2 separate regions of the Homo sapiens genome follow, and region 1 is linked to region 2. The links are chromatin contacts, found by Hi-C or POLR2A ChIA-PET in ENCODE. All regions are on one chromosome and are shown on one strand. The core of a region is the stretch at or near the end of the contact, and the rest is flanking DNA. Distances in the headings are between cores, read along the strand shown. Region 1 overlaps LINC00887 (long intergenic non-protein coding RNA 887). Region 2 holds the start of LINC02038 (long intergenic non-protein coding RNA 2038).

Evidence for each region. A loop is a pair of places that touch in the nucleus more often than their neighbours do. ChIA-PET counts read pairs that join two places held with the same protein, here RNA polymerase II (POLR2A). Pooled maps may share reads with other maps.
Region 1: a map with no recorded cell type shows a loop between it and region 2 (5-fold over the local background). The contact joins the enhancer-like site here to the promoter of LINC02038 in region 2. A Hi-C loop is called at or near these places in 3 of 168 maps with a recorded cell type or tissue (Caki2, MCF 10A and PC-9), 8 of 37 single-sample maps with no recorded cell type and 7 of 50 pooled maps. POLR2A ChIA-PET finds 5 or more read pairs at or near these places in 1 of 52 experiments (MCF 10A).

What each region holds. Positions count from the first base shown.
Region 1 is chr3:194,301,787-194,308,181 of GRCh38, forward strand. It overlaps LINC00887 (long intergenic non-protein coding RNA 887), which reads right to left. Exons shown (of 3, transcript NR_024480.1): 2 at 3,971-4,241; 3 at 1-1,951. Among named protein-coding and RNA genes, the nearest start is that of LINC00887, 7.8 kb to the right of the region's middle. RefSeq lists enhancers at 5,126-5,365, 5,876-6,025. Within about 2 kb of position 5,010, at least 5 of the 41 ENCODE cell types and tissues checked have a DNase peak (open chromatin) inside an H3K27ac peak, as active enhancers do.
Region 2 is chr3:193,842,347-193,848,808 of GRCh38, forward strand. It overlaps LINC02038 (long intergenic non-protein coding RNA 2038), which reads right to left and starts at 1,663. Exons shown (of 3, transcript NR_146718.1): 1 at 1,306-1,663; 2 at 732-879; 3 at 1-409. RefSeq lists a silencer at 174-357.

The sequences.
Region 1 (6,395 bases), core at 3,760-6,259, 460 kb after region 2:
CCTGTCTGGGACTGTAACCACAGCTTCCTGAATGGTCTCCAGCTCCCACACTTCAAGCAAGAGGATAAGTAAAGTTCTAACAGTGTGCTGGGGGACAGCCCTTACCACCACCACAGCCCGCCAGCCCACCCCCGCCAGGCCTGGAGCTCTTCAGCAGGAGTGGGGAATAGCCATTCTGATTAAAAGTGACAGCCAGACCTCTGCAAGATGTCAACAAGGACCCTCCAACAACTAGTAATAAAGGAACACATTCATTTACTAAGCACTGACATTTTGAAGGGTAAATTCTGGTGAACGACACCCACTCATCCCTCTGACTCCTACTCTTAGCTAATGACCCTGACAGTCAAGTTGCTTTTGTACCTGCTGTTCCTTCTGCCTAGAGCACCTTCCTCCTCTTTAAGGACAGGCAATATAGACACCAATTCATCCAGGAAGCCCTCCTGATAACCCCCAACTAAGGGAACGTCGACATCCACCACTTCATTCATTCAGCTAAAGCTTACTGAGCACACACCATGTGGCAGACACGAGGGACACAGTGGTGAACAAAACAGACAAAATATACTGCCCTCGCGGAGCTTATATTCTAGTGCATGGAAATGAACAATAAGCAAAATAAACAAGGGAAACACATAGTGTATTAAGATAGAGGAGAATCGGTGGGGGCGGCCCACCCTGGCAGGAAAGTATATTGATAACAGAATTTAGAATTGCTGGTGTGCGGGGCTCATAAAGAGCAAACCCACTTTGAGTTTATTTCACGATTATTTTCAAATTCTCTACAGATGACGCACCTCCTTAGGTCCTGCTCCCAGTCACCATTGAATCAGAATGCCACTGGATTAAAGAGTGACAGGTCAAAGGGAGGAAGCAGAGCAAGGATGGAGAAGGAGGAATGGGTGTTGAACGGGCTGCAATTTTAAATAGGATGGTTAGGGAGGGAGCCGTCACTAAGGTGACAACGTGAGTAAAGATCTTGGAGGGAGGCCGGGCGCGGTGGTTCACACCTGTAATCCCAGCGCTTAGGGAGGCCGAGGCGGGCGGATCACGAGGTCAGGAGATCAAGACCATCCTGGCCAACATGGTGAAACCCCGTCTCTACTGAAAATACAAAAAAAATGAGCTGGGTATGGTGGCTGGTGCGTGTAGTCCCAGCTACTCGGGAGGCTGAGGCAGGAGAATGACGTGAACCTGGGAGGCAGAGCTTGCAGTGAGCAGAGATTGCACCACTGCGCTCCAGCCTGGGCGACAGAGCGAGACTCCGTCTCAAAAAAAAAAGGTCTTGGAGGGAAAGAGTTCCAAGCAGAAGAAACAGTAAGTGCAAACATTGTGAGGCAGGAGAGAGTAAGCACAGAGGAGAGCAGTGAGAGAACCAGAGAGAACAGGGACATGGACCACATGGTCCTTTGGAATGAATGTGGCTGACAGAGTGAGACGGGAGGGAAAAGATGGGATCTGACTTACTTTTTGAAAGGATTACTCTGGAAGCTGTGTGCAGAAGAGTCTGAAGGCAGGGTTGGAACTTACTGGGAAATGACGAGAACAGGGAGAGCCAGCTAGGAGACTCACCGGACTCCAGCCAAGAGCCAAAGGTGGGTTGGACAAGGGGAGGGCAATAGTGGTGACGAGAAGTGTCTGATTTGGAAACGATGCCTCAGTCGAAGGGAGATAGGAACCTAAGAATCAAAGGGGACACAAAGGATTTTTGGACTCGCCATTGGCTGAGATGGGAAATCTGTGGGCAAGAAGGGGTCTGTGTGTGGGCGGGGTGGGCAGGAGCTCAGCTCAGGATGAAATGTCTGTTACCTGCCAAGCAGGATGTCTTAGAGGCAGTGGATTCTCAGCATACACAACTCTGAGAGTCAGCAGAGAAGTCTAATTTAAAGATGAGTGATGGAGAGTTCCAAGGATTGAGCCTTGATGTTCTTTGTCATTCCTTCGCAGGAATCTGAAGAGAAGATGGCAAAAGAGTCTGAGAGGCAGTGGCCAGAAGGAGAAGGAAAGCAGGTGGATGTGAAGAAAGTGTTCAACGTGGAGGGAGGAACCAGCCATGTCAAATGATGCTGACAGCCAGGCAAGATGAGGACCAAGAAATGTCCACTGCATTTAGCAAAATGAGGACATTGGTGACCTTGACAAGAACAGTGTCAGGGATGACAGTGTGATTGGGGTGGATTCAAGGGAGAATGGGAGGAGAGAATTTGGAGATGATGAGTCCAGACAATCATTTTGGAAGTGGTAAGAACTGGGGCCATTCTCCTGGGGGAGGAAGTGGGGTCAAGACAAGGTATCTTTACATGGGAGAGATGGCAACATGGTAGCATGCTGCTAGGAGAGACCCCATAGAGAGGGAAAGATTGATGGTGCAAGGGACAGAAGGGAGACACTGGAGCGATGTCCTTGAGCAGCCAGGAGGGCATGGGATGAATGTTGCAGGGGGAGGGGCTGGCCTGAGCCATGGCGTGAAAAGTTCATCCACAGAACAGGAGAGGGACAGACACAAAACGCGGGCATGCGGTGAGGCAGCGGGTGAGGTGGGGACAGATGCTCGTGAGCATCTCTTCTGATTGCTTTTATCTTCTTCGTGAAGTAGGAAGCTGAGGCATCACCCGAGAAGAAGGCTCAGCGAGTCCGTGTAAGGCAAGCGGGACTGTAAGCTCCATGAGGACAGGAACCTTGTCTCTTGTTCGCCATCGCCCCGCTGTGTGAGCACAGTGCTAGGGATGTACTAGGTGTTCAAAAGGCATATATTGGATGATGAGCTAATGAATGGCAAAATGGGCAGATTATCACAGTACCTGAAACCACAGGACCTCACCCTAAATGGGCACAGGCCAGATGCCCAGTGCTTTTTTTTTTTTTTTTTTTTTGAGATGTGGTCTCACTCTGTTGCTCAGCCTGGAGTGCAGTGGCGCAATCACCAACCACTGCAGCCTCGACTTCCTGGGTTCAGGCAATCCTCCCACCTCAGCTTCCTGAGCAGCTGGGACTACAGGTGTGCACCACCACACCCAGCTAATTTTTGTACTTTTTGTAGAGACAGGGCTTTGCCATGTTGCCCAGGCTGTTATCGAATTCCTGTGCTCAAGTGATCCACCCACCTCCACCTCCAAAAATGCTGGGATTACAGGCGTGAGCCACCATGCCTAGCCTGCCCGGTGCTATTCTGATTCATACACTTATATTTATAGCCATCAAATCTCAGGGCTTCCTTGGGTCCCTGGGCGACCTCTGGCCAGTCTCTTTCCTGCTCTTGCCTCTCTCACCGAGCTTAGAAGAGGCTAGGCTTAGGGCTTCTTGTAAAATGACCAGCTTTCTCTAATTGAAGACCAGGGTACCCTATCACATTTGTATCTATTCTTTGCTCTTTTTCTCTTTCCTAGTGACCCTCATGTTGTCATATTTGTTGCCAAGCTCACTAAGGAGGGCACCACGGGACCAGGGTTGTCACCTCTAGGCAGAGGGGAAGCTTGAAAATGACAACACATGGCCCTAGGATGTTCATAGGCACCATCACAATTCAACTGCTTCCTCAAGGCCCAGGGAATATTTTTCTTTGCAAACTACTAGTATTCTATCAGTATGACTAGTAGTTTAAATTGTTTGGAATCTTCTGGTCCAAGGCAGAGCTGTGGGGCTGTGGAGGCAAAGTCCTGCCTGAAATGGGACCCCCTGCAGGGTGCCTGAAGTCTAAGGGTCTGGGTCCTCAGCCACGGATCACACAGCCTGGAGCCTGTGAGTGGGGAGCCCCTGCCACACTTCCCTCAGCCAGAATCCTAAACCCGCAGGAGTCCCGGGGCTCTGCGACACTCTCTAGCCCAACTCTCTTCAACACCAAACCCCTTATGCATCTGTCAGATGGTCCTTCAACTTCTGGGTGAAGTGCCGGTTTAAAAGTGAACTGCCAGAGAAGCAGTCGCTCCAGATGTCTTCAAAGGCCAGTGTCTGTAACCCCATCTGTTCTTACCTCAAAGGCCAGGCTCCCATCCATCATGATGGGGAGAGGTGGGAAAGGGCTGGCTGGTCCTGTCAACTCCGATAAACAGGTGAAACACTGGCCAGGTGTTCCTGGAACTGGGATCTCCCCTTTTCTCTCCCATGCTGAGCTGCTTCTTGGAAACATTCGCAAGAGGGTGACAGTCTTCCCTCCAGATCCCTTCTTCGTCCCCAGGGCACCAGAATAGCAGCTGACAGCCCCAGCACAAGTCCTTGGATTCTTTGTCATGTTTAAGAGGAGGCTGGCGGGTGGAAGATGGGAGAGGAATCCAATTATTTAGTCAATAAACATGTATTGAGAAGCCAGTGTGTGCCCGGCACCCTTCAAGATGCTTGGGATATCTGAGTGAATGAAACCCACAGGATCTGCTGCCTGTGGGGCTTGCATTCTAGTGAGGGGAAAGGTCAGAGTTCAGGCAGAGTCTTCCTGACACAACGGGCTTCCCTTCCCCCAGGGCAAGAGGGATCCAGCCAGGCTCCTGCTGGGCCAGTGGATCAGTCCCCGATCCACTCCCAGAGCAAGCAGCCGCAGTCAGCAGAGACCCCACCCTCCAGATCTGCCAAGCACATCGGCTGACTCCAGCCCCCAGAGCCACAGAGCCACTCAGCAATCAAGGAGAGTAGCTCCCAGCCACGGTTGGTGGCAACCCCAGGGCCCGCTGTGGGGGATGCTGTGGGTCCACTCCCTGCCACCTGCTTCCTGCCTGTGTAGCCACAAGGGAAATACCACCTTCTGAGAAGGGGGAGCCTGTCACCCAGATAAGCAGGTTTTGTGGGCCGCTTCCACAGGAAAACATGCTTTCTAAGAAGCCAGTCTCCTTCCTCTCGTTGTTTTCCTGGCAAGCAGAAGCAGCGTGAACACCTGCAGATCGCAGCGAGATGAGGTGGATTAAAGTAAACTCTCCTTACTGTTAAAACGCCCAGCATCCCCTCAAATGCTGGGGGTGGCTTCCCAAATATAATCTTTTTAGAGAAAAAAAAATGCCCACATCTACCACTGTTTGCAAGCAATTCAGACAACTTAGGTGTGTCTTCTCCCTGTTGCGGGCAATGAAAAAGAGGCTGCTGACATCTGTTTCCTTTAAGAAACTTGTAAAAAAATCCTCATGCAGATGCGCACGGTTGCTTGGCTATGAGCAAAGCAGCATGCCGTTCCTGACCATCCATGGGCCCCTCCTAACCTGAGCACTTGCTGGGGCCAGAAGACCCCTGCCCCAGGAGCTGGCAAGGGGGTACATGGTTCGAGGGTGGGTTTCTAGCTCCTAGGGTGGACCTTTGACCCAACCAACTCCTAATCAGCAAAAGCCAAACGAGACAAAACCACTGTGGGGAAACTTCTCCCTTTTTAAGCCCCAGCTTGTATAAATTAATTCTTTGTATACAACCATGAAAGGAGATCTGAGGTGAAACACAAGTCACCCCAATGGTGTAATGAACTTTCTGAAGCTTAAAAAAAGTCATCAAAACACGGAGGCAGTTGGGTGAGACATTTCCTCCAATGCAAAATCAGTTTCTACATCAATGATTCTCAGAATGGGGTAAGGTGGCAGGGGAGAGAGTATAATGAGTTTAGTGGCTTTTTCAAACTACCTGTGTGCCACTCCCATCCTCAATTCTAGAGATTCTGGCACACGCCCCAGGAAGCCTCTCCTGACCGAGAACTCCCGTCATGGTGAGTTCTTCTTACTCAGTGGTTCTTAAAGATGAGCTTGCACCAGAAGCACCTGCAGGGCCCGGTAAAGCCCAAACCGCTTGTTCCCACCCCCAGTTTCTGATTCAGTAATCCTGGGGTGGGGTCCAGAATTTGCATTTCTAACAAGTTCCTAGGCGATGCTGTTGCTGGTACCAGGGACTGCACCAAAAATCCTCCAGGTGTTTTGAGGCAGAAGATAATTAAGAACAACTGGGTTGAAAAGAAATTATTTGCTGTGTATTGCAAAAGAACAAAATCAAACCTCTTTGTAGCACCTCTTGATGCTGATGGCATGGCGGTACACTGAAGTATTGTGGGGGAAATGGCTGAGACCCCAAGGCTAGAGATAAACACATGACCCAGATTGTAGCTCCATCCCCCCCACTTGCAGATCTCGGACAGGCCAGAGAGTCCCCGCTGTGAGATAAAGTTTGGGGTTGTCAGCTGCTCATTTAGCTAGAGCACCGATGAAAGGAGAATAGGGCATGGATTCCATCTCCACATGGGTCAGGAAGCTTGTCCTGTCCTGTGGCTGTGGGCAGTGGCTTATCAGGGGTCGATCCTCAGGCCACTGAGCAGAAGAATGCAAGGGCAGCCACCCCTCACCAATGAGGCTACTCAGTGCCCACGCTCGACCCACCCCAGCTATGGCAGAAACTTTCCACCCAGAAGGAAAGGCCCCATTATTAGAATTCAGAAGGGA
Region 2 (6,462 bases), core at 413-2,912:
CCTGCTGAGGGCTCCACACAGAGGGGACAGGGTGGCATGTAGACAGAAGGCTCTCACTGACTGGACCTTGGGACCCTTGAGATTCTGAGCCCAAGAGGTGTCACCCCACCCCATTGGACCTTATCGACGGCCTCTCCCCTGAAGAGCAAAGGCTGAGGGCAAAAAGGAAAACAGATTAACAGCGCAAAAGCTCCCTGGGTCTTCAGCCAGGAGCGGCAAGTTCCTTACAAATTTACACACATGTGGCAGAAGCGTAACAATAAGCAGAGTCGTGCTGGGCTAGCTGCGCCGCTTCTGCCGTGGAAGAACAGGTTCGGCAGCCAATCTCCTGGGAGGAGCCCTCTTTGGTGGAAATTTGGACACACAGGAAGAGCACACACTGGTGGGGCCTTGTTCCCTGCAGCACCATCTGGGTGAAAAGGAGGCCAGCATACGCAGTTTGGAAGCAAGAAGTCACAGCATGAAATATGCAGGACTTCCCTCTCCTAAGGCACAGTTTTCCCAGGTTCAAAATAAGCAGCGTGATGTCCTCTGCCCACCCACCCCCTCCTTTTCTTGTAGTGTCCCTTATCTCACTTAACAAAGTGTGGGCTCTCACCAAACCAGAGAGCCTTCCTGAAACAGGCAGAGAGAGCACTGCTCCCCACCCCTCACATCCTCCCTACCCTTTCCCCCGACCCCCCTCGCCAAGCCACAGAGGGAGGGCAGTTCCCAGGGTAAGCCTCGTGTACCAAAAACGGTCTGTGCTCTGCGTGTGCGAGGATTGAGAGCCACAGTGGACTAAAGCCAGGAGACTTGGTGTCGAGTTCTAGCTCTGCCACCAACATGTTCAGCGGCTTGGAGCATGTCACTTGGTGTCACCACGCCTCCGTTTTCTCTCTGTAAAACAATCCAGGTAGTACGGTATTTCAGTGTTGCAAAGATCCTTAGAGATTTAGTCCAGGAGTTGGCAAAATACAGTCCACTGGCCAATCTTGTTCACCACTTGTCTTTGTAAATAAAGTTTTATTGGAATACAACCACGCCCCTCCATTTACAACCCATCTGTGGCTGCTTTCATGCTACAGTGGTGGCTTTGGATAGTTGAGAGAGATACTGACCATGTGGTCTACAAGCCTAAAATATTATATTTGTCTCTTTACATAAAAAGTTTGCCAGCCCCTGCTCTAGGCCAACATCATCATGTTAACAACACAGAAAGAGAGGCATGGGCAGATTAAGGAATTTGCCAAACTCATAGAGCAAGTCAGGGCAGAGGCTGGGACAGCCTGGCGCTCCTGATTTACATTGGCCCAGAGTTCTTACCTGGTCTAAAGCTCTCCGTCTGATTCTAGGTAGAAGCTGTGCTGGGGAGAAGCCTTGTGGGGATAGAGGAGCCGGTTCCATGAAAGAAGTCTATGCAGTTGGGGCAGAACCCTGAGACTTCTGCAGCAGGGACAGTTCTGTTGCATTCTGTATGGGTCAGCGTGAGGCTACCACACCTCAGGGCTGCTGAGCTTAAGAGAGGAGCCAAATGGCTCTCTTGATAGGAAATGGGGCTTCAGGTTGAAATCAGATGAGAGCTGGCCTCTGAGGACATTTTAACCACAGGTCACAGCTCTTGGTAAACTTTAGTTGGCTTTTGAACCACGGGGAGACATTTTTTCTTGCCTCTTTACTTACTGGCTATTTCCTCCTTCTAGCATTCATTAATCTGACTGGTTAACCATTGAACCCAACTCAGTCTCCTCTTGTTTCAAATCTTGTTCTCCCTGTTGGCTTCAGAAAAAGAGTTCACACTAAACAAACCTACTTTTTTTCTCTTTCTTTTCACAGCCAGAGCCAAGTGATAAAGGAGGTGGGGTCAGGGGTGCTATGTTTACTCTAAAAGACACACCCAAACCTGAGCTCTGGGAGTGGGGAGGGCCCTTCTAATGCAGGCCAGCCATTTTCAGAAAGAAATGTATCAGCTGCAACAGACACAAGGCAAAAGCAGCTTAATTAATTGGCCTATGGGCACAATTTAGAGAAGAGATTTATACAAGCCTTAATTTTTCTGATTTCTCCATCATTGTGTAAAGTATCATATTTCCTGCTTCTTAACACAATTGCTATTTGCTTTAAATCCACCAGTTAAATGGAGAGTGGCTTATAAAAGGAGAATTATAAGAATGGAGGAGGGAACAGAGCCGAGGCTGTGGGAAGGAAAAAGAGAAAGGGGCTGGGGCAATGTAAGGGAAGAGCCTTCTGAACAGAAGGGCCTCAGAGCCTGACATCAGCCCTGTCACCACTTTCCTGTGAATTGTTAGGGTCTGCTGGAATGTAAGCTCCATGAGGACAGGATTTTATTTGTTCACTGCTGTATCCCCAGCACCTAGAATAGTGTCTGACATGGAGTAGGTGCTCAGATGTGTATTTGCTGAATGAACGAACACAGTCTTTCAGCAGGGAATTGAGGCCCCACAGTGGTTCATGTGTTGTCTTTGTCCAAACGGATTCAGAAGCTCCTCTTGAATTGGCACAGAAGTCACCATAAAACTTCATGAAGGACAAGAAGGACTCTCTCTCTCCTGAACCATGAAGATAGCTGCAGAAAAATCTCACCCCCAAGGGTAGTATTTCCACTAAACACCCAGGGAGATCCAGGCAGTGCCCAACACAGCCCTGTCATTGTGAGTTTCTCCTTGTCATTCAAAGGGACCATATGTACACAATGTACACAATGGGAATTTATACCTTATTCTAATAATGCCTACTAGTTAGTGAACACTATTTTGTGTCAGGCATTTCACAAATATTTTCTCATTTAGTCTTCATGGTAACATTGCTAGGTAGCTATTATTACCCCCATTTTACAGATGAGAAAATGAAAGGTTACTGATATGGTTTGGCTGTGTCCCCACCCAAATCTCATCTTGAATTATGGTTCCCATAATCCCCACACGTGGTGGGAGGGACCCAGTAGGCGGTAATTTATTCATGGGCGTGGTTACCTCCATGCTGTTCTCGTGATACTGAATGAGTTCTCATGAGATCTGATGGTGTTATAAGGGGCTTTTCCCCTTTTGGTAGGCATTTCTCCTTCCTGCCACCATGTGAAGGATGTGTTTGCTTTCCCTTCTGCCATGATTGTAAGTTTCCTGAGGCTTCCCCAGCCATGCTGAGCTGTAAGTCAATTAAACCTCTTTCCTGTATAACATACTCAGTCTTGGGTATGTCTTTATTAGCAGTGTGAGAACAGACTAATACAGTTACTGAATTTGCTTATGGTCACACAGAGTTCTGATCTGTCTTAGGCTTGTCTGACCCTATAGACAGTGCTCCTTCCCCCAACCACACATTCTGCCTCTGTCTCTGTAACCTTGGGCAAGTCACTTCTCTTGGGCTTCAATGTTTGTGTTCTCAAATGTGGGAAGCTGAGCGATGTTATTTAGAAAGTTTTCCACCTGTGGGTCTGTGAACAGATGACTTCATTCCTTTGCAGGCTACAGCTTCATTTTGCTTTTGGAAGTTGAAATAGCAACACCCTTTACTGAGAGTAGCTGAAAATCTTTTCTGTTCCCTCAGTTTGGTGATACTTTGAGGCACTCTGCTAAGTCCTGGCTTTGCTTCCTTTTATATAGTAAAGAGTAGCCCAGTTTTTAATCTTAGCCCCAGCCTCAGCTGGGCTCCCACCACCATCCTTGCTGCCCTGGCTGTAGGTCTTTGCAATGGTCCCAAATTCTTTTCCATTTGTTCAGTGCAATAGTAAAAGTAAGCAGACCCCTTCCAGGAAGCTGTGCACAGGGCAGCATGCTGACGCGGCTTCCCTGTGCTCTGAGAGCAGGTTTCCTCAGACAGCCTCTCAGGCACCGGCGAACATGTTTCCTTCTAAAGCTGAGGTGGTGAGGGGAGAAGATGGAAGAGAGGTAGCTTTTGGAAGGTGAAAAGGAAGAACCCTGGGAAGACAGCAGTGTTCAAGGTGGGGCCAGGAGTCTTAACTCACTTGTTGCCCAACTGAGGAGCGAGGGGAAGTTCAGATTCTTAGCACTAGAAGGGACCCTGGTGATAATTAAACACATAGTTTCAGGTTTTCCTAGCTGCAGAATCCAGTGTGTAAAACAGAAAAGTTCCATTCTGGTTAAATTCAGAGGAGTGGGGTGGCAGTTGTCTTCTCCCTTCTCCTCCAACCTGTCCTGGCCACCTAACAGTGGTCTCCAGGACTTCCACAGAGCACAGTTGGAAATGATTCTAATCTAACCACAACTCCAATTTTCCACCCAGAGTCCTATAAAGGGAACCATTTACCAAGCCCAGTCACTGGTGGCAGCCTTGGAGCTCACATTCAGAACACAGCCACTGACTTGGTAAGCCAATAAGGTGGTTAGGAAAAGGGTCAAATGTGGTGCTGGCCCAGGAAGGATAATGAAAAAGCACATGCAGTTACGTCAACATCAGTCATTTTGCTTGGGTAGCCTTGAGAGCAGGCCATACTGAGAGCAAGGCAAGCTGTGATGCCACTGCTTTGCCAGCTTTTGAACCTCTGGATCCATTCAATTACCGTGACTTCCTACTCTCCCCATGCCTCACACATTCACCTTATTGTATCTGCCAAGAAGCCTCATCCAGTGCTTCTGTTTCTTGGTTTCCCCATTTTCTCTAAGTCTATAGTTCTCTCCTAGTTCACTTCTTTTCATATCACCCTAAACTCTGGGATCCATCTCCAACCAATCTCTAACCAATATCCCCCAACTCCATCACCTTCAGACAGTGACTGTCTATATGCTGATGACTCAAGCCCTGCCCTTTCTCCTAAGTTTCTTTTTTCTTTTTTTCTTTTCTTTTTTTTTTTTTTTTTGAGACAGGGTCTTGCTCTGTCACTCAGGCTGGAGAGCAGTGGCATGATCATAGCTCACTGCAGCCTCAACCTCCGGGACTCAAGCAATCCTCTTGCCTCAGCCTCCAGAGTAGCTGGGATCACAGGCACACACCATCATACCCAGCTAAATTTTGAATTGTTTTATAGGGACAGGGTCTCATCATGTTGCCCAAGCTGGTCTCAACCTCCTGAGCTTAGGCAGTCCTCCCACCTCAGTCTCCCAAAGTGCTGGGATTACAGGCGGGAGCCACCGCACCTGGCCCTTCTCTCCTACGTTTCTAATCTAATTCATAACCAAAGGCTGAGTGGGACTGGCCAATAGGTGAAAACAACAGGCCAGCATTCTCCAAGTCCAAAGAGAGAGGCCACTAATCAAGCACAGCATGTGTTTCTCAAGCCTGACTGCATATCAGAATCACCTGGAAAATTTTTACACCACTAAGAGGGCTGAGCTCCTTCCCAGAGCAATAAAACCAGAGTCCATAGGGGTGGAGACCAAGCACTGGTACTTTTAAAACAAACTTTCCATTTTAATTATAATATGCATCAGATAATTACATTAAAGCCTTGGCAAACTTTTACAACGTGAATATCCGTATGTAACTACCACCTAGATCGAGACAAAAAAAAAAAAAGCTCTACCAGCAGGCCAAAGCCCCCCTCAAGTTCCTTCAGGTCTTCTCCTTCCTCCCCAGGATAGTAACACTCTCCTGATTTCTAACACCACACATTTGTTTTGCCTCTTTTTGATATTTATAGAAATGCAGCCGTAGAGTATGTACTCTTTGTGTCTGACTTCCTTGATTCACTATTTTATTTTTAAGATTCATTCATGGGCCTGGCGCAGTGGCTCATGCCTGCAATCCCAGCACTTTGGGAGGCTGAGGCAGGCGGATCACCCGAGGTCAGGAGTTCAAGACCAGCCTGATCAACGTGGCAAAACCCCATCTCTACTAGAAATACAAAAATTGGCTGGGCATGGTGGCGTGTGCCTGTAATCCCAGCTACTCGGAAGGCGGAGGCAGGAGAATTGCTTGAACCCAAGAGGTGGAGGTTGGGCCAAGATTGTGTCACTGCATTCCAGCCTGGGCAATAGAGCAAGACTCTGTCAAAAAAAAAAAAAAAGTTCATTCATGTTGTTCTGGGTCGCTGTTGTTCATTTCTTTTCATTGCTGTATAGTATTACATTGTCTGCCCGCTATGGTATGAATGTTTGTGTCCCACCCAAATTTCATATATTGAAATCTAATCTCCAATAGTATTAAGTGGTGGGGGCTTTAGGAAGTGAATGGGTTACAAAGGCTCTCCCCCCATAAATGGAATTAGTACCCTCATAAAAGAGGCTTGAAAAAATCCTGTTTGTCCCTTTTGCCATGTGAGGACACAGCAAAAGGGTGCCATCTATGATGAACAGGGCCTTACCAGACATCAAATCTGTTGACGTTTGCATCTTAGACTACCTAGCCTCTAGAACCATGAGCCATAAATTCTGTTGTTTGTAAATTACCCAGTTGAGGTATTCAGCAGCCTGAACAGGTTAAGACACTAATTACGCATACACAGCATATAACTATTCTATTGATACACATGGATTGTTCCCTTTTTTTACATCTTACAAATAATGT